Linked DNA regions of Homo sapiens: region 2 is linked to region 1. A link is an interaction called in ENCODE POLR2A ChIA-PET data of the cell type or tissue named here. Cell type or tissue: OCI-LY7. All regions are shown on one strand. Links, peaks and the distances in the headings refer to the core of each region. The heading gives the core; the rest is flanking DNA.

Region 1 (2,905 bases), core at 273-2,772:
TCAGCCCTCCGTTTTGTCACCTACACCACACCCCCTAGTTAGCATGCGTGAGAGGTAATGCATCTTTCTGAGGGGAGAAATGCTGGCCTCTCTCTGGTGCCTTTATTGAGCTGATGTGAGACTCTGGTGCTCACTCACAGGCTAGCTTGTCTCCCTTGCTAACCTTGCTGTGGCCCTATCCTCTATCTGAATTGAGAGGTATCTTACCGCTCCCACTCCAGAGAAACTTTAATGCTCAGGCTTCAAACTCCCTATCTTTCCTCCTCAGAGGTCCTTCTGTCCCCTTTACTAGAAAAAAAAAAAAGTTCACCCTGCGTCACCAACTGCCAAAGCATTTTACTCTCCTCTTCTCCCCAAAAGCCTCTTGGAGGAGGGTGGAGCTTAGCCTCAGAACAAAACTTGGTGCCGGCCAGGTTGACACCTGCACGGGCTGCAGAATTTCCGTACACCTGGAGGCTGAGTACTCTAACGGGCTTTGGAGGATTTTGACATCTTCTATCAAGTTGTCATTTCCATACACCTGGAGGCTGAGTACTCTAAGGGGCTTTGGAAGATTTTGACATCTTCTATCAAGTTGTCTTCCTTGTGTGTAAATGTGTGTGTTGGGAGTGGGAAGAGTGTGGGTTGTGGGAGAGGAAGGCAGACTGACAGGCCACCCTTCAGATCACTTAGATCTGAACTCCTTTTTCTGACCTCTTCTCATCTTTTATAGATAAGGTCAGACTAAAGGATCCTGTCACAGGTCCCTCAAATAGACAGGGAAAACATTAGAGCCATCAGAGGTCGTAACCATTTATTTCCAAGTTTCTGAAGCTGTGGGTTTTATGTTGCTTGGTTGGGAGAGGTGAGACGTGAAGACTCGGGTATTGAAATTACTCCTCTACATTGGAGTTTACAGGCTGCAGGGGCCTCCCAGGAAGGAACGGGCCTCTCTTGAGTCAGCTCTCTAAGCTCAGGCCTAGCTATCAGTTCAGCTCAGATCTCAACTGTCACTTAAACCCTTGTGCTTAGACTGGGTACCTCTTGCCCTTGCAGATGCTGGATACTTATGGCTGCTCTAATGGTTTCTTTTTGTCTATCTTTGAACCTTTATTCCAGAGATCCAGTTGTCATCGGTATCCAGGAAGCTCTCCTCTTCCTCCTCCTGACGTCTACTACTACAGTTGCTGGTTGTTGCTAAGGTTGCTGCCATGGTAACATGCACATCCTGTTTACACCTTCATCTGGGCAAGTTGGTCTAAGCTAGGAACCTACCTACCCTGGACAACTACTATCATCACCACCTGGGGACACCAATCATCGTGACACGGAGTCCACCTTCCACTCAGTTCCCCCATCCTCTTCCTCCTCTCGCTGCCAGACTTCATACGGAAGAAAGGATCTAGACTTCGGACGGCTACTCGGGAGCTTATTGCACAAGATATATTCAATCTATTCCCTCACTGGGCCCCCAGAGAAGCAAGAAGTAGGAAGAAGTTGAGACAGGGAGGCAGGAGACACTGGTCAGTTGAAGGGAAACGCTACATCTTCTCTGGTTGAGGGGCTTGGTAACAGCAGGCAAAATGACGAACCCATCAGACCGTGTCTTGCCTGCCAACTCGATGGCCGAGAGCCGTGAAGGGGACTTTGGCTGCACAGTAATGGAACTGAGGAAGCTCATGGAGCTGCGTTCAAGGGATGCACTGACCCAGATTAATGTCCACTATGGAGGTGTACAGAATCTCTGCAGTAGACTGAAAACCTCCCCTGTGGAAGGTAAAGGCCATATCAGGGGTGGGGAGTTGGAGGAAGGTGGCTAGTGTTTCAAAATATTGTTTTCCCAGCTTCTAGAGAAGGCACATTTCTGGAGGCCCAGCTGGTATATTTTTGTCTGGTGGGAAAGGTATGGCATCTGAAGCACTGAAAGGAGGGCAGGCCATGAAGAACTGTATCTTTCCCAGAGATGATGTTTAGAAAGTGTGCTATTCTCTAAAGATTATTCTTTTCTCCTTTTTCTTTTCTTTCTTTCTTCTTCTTTTGTTTCTTTTTTTTTTTTTTTTTTTTTTGGTGAGACAGGGTCCTGCTCTTTTACCCAGGCTGGAGTGCAGTGGCGTGATCATGGCTCACTGCAGCCTCAACCTCCTGGGCTGAAGCCATCTTCCTACCTCAGTCTGCTGGGTAGCTAGGACCACAGGTGTGTGCCATCACACCCAGCTAGCTTTTTAGATTTTTTTGTAGAGTTGAGGTCTCAGTATCTTGCCTAGACTCATCTCAAACTCCTGGACTTAAGTGATTCTTCCACCTTGGCCTCCCAAAGTGTTGGGATTACAGGCACAGTGAGCCACTGCTCCTGACCCCTCTTTTCTCCTTTTTCTGTATCAGTGTCCAGAAAGGAGGATATTTATTTTTAAAATGTTTATGTTATAAATGTTGTTGTCAGTAAATAATCAAGTCTGTTCTTCTATATGTCTGATTATAAAATAATTTAATTCTTCCCTACACTGATCTTACAGTTTAATGAATGGAGGAAGGAAGGGTACAAAAAAGTGAATAAGTCCAGCTGCCCAATTGAGCACTTCTCTATTGTATACTGTTAGAAATGGGATGATAGGCCAAGCAGGTGGGTGGCTCACATCTCTAATCCCAGCATTTTGGCAGGCTGAGGTGAGAGGATCACTTGAGCCCAGGAGTTCCAGACCAGCCTGGGTGACATAATAACACCCCATCTCTATTTTTTTTTTTTTTTTTTTGGAGACAGAGTCTTGCTGTGTCACCCAGGCTGGAGTGCAGTGGAATGATCTTAGCTAACTGCAACCTCCGCCTCCCAGGTTCAAGCAATTCTCATGCCTCAGCCTCCTAGGCAGTTGGGACTACAGGTGTGTGCACCACCACGCCCAGCTAATTTTTTGTATTTTAGTAGAGATGG
Region 2 (2,905 bases), core at 118-2,617, 110 kb before region 1:
GGAGGAAGAGGTGGGGCAATGACCATGTTGGAGAAGAGCTTTGAGAGACTGAGCAGATAAATGGACTCAAGATAAATGGACTCTCTCTCCCGAGTCACCATGCATCAGGGCAGCTGATGGGGAGGAGGCAGAGTGACCATACCCTGGAATCTTTGATTTCCTGTGGGTGGAAAGGCAAGTCGAGCTTGACAAACTCGTCCTGGGAGGTATGGAGCACGCAGGCATAGGGGGACGGGAAGGGCCACACTCAGGAAGCTAGGGGGCCATGGTCCTGGCAACCATCTGTTTCACTGCAAATTTTCTGCTTCATGGTCCCTCACCACACCCCCAAGTGTCTGTCAGACTGTATGTCCCAAGCTTACTGCAGGAATGTGGCCACCGAAGCGTGGCTGTCTTCCTCCCACCCACAGCTGGTCAGAGCCTGAGCGAGACTAGAACTCTGGCCTCTTCACTCCCAGCCCAGCACCCCTTCCTCCACTGACTCATCCAGGAGACTGTGAACACAGGGGCCCCACAGCCTCTCAGCTCTCTTCTCCTGCCTGTCTCCTGCTCCCTAAATACATTCAACACCCAGACAGGGAATGGCTGCTCCAAGAGCCCCCCAAGGTCCCCTTCCCTGGTGTCTGAGTTGTGCCAAGGGCAGGCTGCATGGCCACCACTAAAGTTCCGTTGCAGGACTGGGGTAGCATTAGGGTTGTTTGGTTTTAAAAATGTATGCAAAAATGTCTTCAGAACCTCCATATTCTCAGGTAAAAGAATTCCAGTGCCCAAGATAAGAGGGACCAGGGAAGGGGATGGGTCTAATTAGATCCAGAGGCCTATGCTTTAGAAAAGGGCCAGGGGGCTGTCGAGAATTGCTGGGCATAGGGCTGGGCACAGTGGCTCACGCCTGTAGTCCCAGCACTTTGGGAGGCCGAGGTGCGCAGATCGCTTGAGTCCAGGAGTTTGAGACCAGCCTGGCCAACATGGCGAAACCCTGTCTCTACCAGAAAAAGAAGAAAAAATGCAAAAATTAGCTGGGCATGATGATGCATGCCTGTGGTCCCAGCTACCAGAGAGGCTGAGGTGGGGACATTACTTGAGCCTTGGAAGTCTAAGCTGCAGTGAGCCAAGATCTCACCACTGCACTCCAGCCTGTGTGACAGAGCGTGACCCTGTCCCAAGGAAAAAAAAAAAAGGAATTGATGGGCATAAGGCCAGGCACGTGGTGCTCATGCCTGTAATCCCAGCACTTTGGATGATTGAGGTGGGTGGATTGCTTGAGCTCAGGAGTTCAAGATCAGCTTGGGCAACATGGTGAAACTCTGTCTCTAAAAAAAAAAAAAAAAAAAAAAAATTCGCCAGGCTAATGTGGTGGTGCATGCCTGTGGTCCCAGCCACTTAGGGGACTGAGGCAGGAGGATTGCTTGAATTGGGGAGGTCGAGGCTGCAATGAGCCGAGATCGTGCCACTGCACTCCAGCCTGGGTGACAACGTGAGACCCTTTTTCAAAAGGAAAAAAGAATTGCTGGGCATGGGTCTTACTGGAGCTCTGGGGTGCTGCCTCTAGGGCAGGTGGTCTGAGCACGTTCACTTGGGAGGTGAACTTGCAGTAGGGGAGACAGTCTCACTAATTAGTAATAAACATCTTTATTTCTTTTCTTTCTTTCTTTCTTTTTTTTTTTTTTTTTTGGTGACAGAGTCTCTCACTGTTGCCCAGGCTGGAGTGCAATCGTGCGATATTGGCTTACTGCAACCTCTGCCTCCCCGGTTCACGCGATTCTCCTGCCTCAGCCTCTCTAGCAGCTGGGATTACAGGTGCACACCACCACGCCCAGCTACTATGTGTATTTTTAGTAGAGACGGGATTTCACTATGTTGGCCAGGCTGGTCTTGAACCCCTGACCTCATGATCTGCCCGCCTCAGCTTCCTAAAGTACTGGGATTACAGGAGTGAGCCACCATGCCTGGCCCAACGTCTTTATTCCTTAATGAACAGTCTCCGTCATCCACCTCCGACTTAGTTCAGTCTCCTGCTTTCTAGGAATGGAGCTGTCCCAAGGTTTCGTGGCTGGTGAGGGGAGGAGAGACACCCACTCCTTGCTTCCTTACCAGTCACGTCACTCTAAGGTAGAGAACCTGGGAGCGTGGGATTCTGGTTTTCCTTGGGTTAGTTTGGGGAAGGTGAGTCCTTAAAGCTGCCGGGATAACAAAATAAGGGAGTGGAAGGTAGAGGAGACAAGTCAGCTTGATAAGAAAGAGAATAAGAGGCGTCAGAATCCTCTAGAAGGCAGATCTCTTGCTTCCCTTATCCGAGGGGCACCTCTGCGCCTTCCTTGCTGCTGAGTTCCTTCTCCATTCCTGTGGGCCAGGGACAGGAATGCTGAGAATGGTTCAACATTTTATCCTGAGCTATTTTGAGGGAAAAAAGAGGGGGGACAGAGCTGAGTGGTGGAGCCCAATCACTCCCTTCTCTCTGGTTCCCACCATCCCCTCCCCCACCCATGTTTTCGAGTTGCCAAGGAAACCGCACAGCCTATCTGCATCTTCTGTTTTGTTCCTGTCAAAACCATGAAACTTTCTAAGGCCAAATCAGTGGGAGCTCTGTCAGAGTTGGTCAGCAAGGAGAGGCCGCTCCAGCGTGAAGCCTCCTGCACGGATGCCCTCCCACACAGCTGTGCATGCACACACGCACACGCGTGCACACACAAGCACACACCACCCCCACACACCCGCACCTCCAATCAGCCAGCCCAACCACCGGGAGGAGAGAAAAATGGAAAACAAATAGGGAAAAAAATCCACCCTGCCCACCCCACAGAGCCACACACCCACACTACTTCCATCCCCCTCTCCTCTGAGTCTTGCAGGGCTGGAGAAGTTTGGCACCCCAGGCAGCTCACCCACTCCAACAGCACCCTGCCAC

What was found. Peaks named below come from ENCODE experiments on the same cell type or tissue, not always from the same donor. Only the 100,000 strongest peaks of a DNase experiment are listed, where the experiment ranks them.
Region 2: POLR2A ChIA-PET joins it to region 1 with 9 read pairs; 4 of 35 experiments call an interaction of 5 or more read pairs at or near these places.

What each region holds. Positions count from the first base shown.
Region 1 is chr1:203,681,644-203,684,548 of GRCh38, forward strand. It overlaps ATP2B4 (ATPase plasma membrane Ca2+ transporting 4), which reads left to right. Exons shown (of 21, transcript NM_001684.5): 2 at 1,099-1,755. The coding sequence starts at 1,563. Among named protein-coding and RNA genes, the nearest start is that of SNORA77, 46 kb to the right of the region's middle. In OCI-LY7, for the core only: no CTCF peak of the experiment used is centred there; a DNase peak (open chromatin) is centred at 1,238.
Region 2 is chr1:203,569,811-203,572,715 of GRCh38, forward strand. No RefSeq gene overlaps it. Among named protein-coding and RNA genes, the nearest start is that of ATP2B4, 56 kb to the right of the region's middle. RefSeq lists an enhancer at 2,168-2,905. In OCI-LY7, for the core only: no CTCF peak of the experiment used is centred there; no DNase peak of the experiment used is centred there.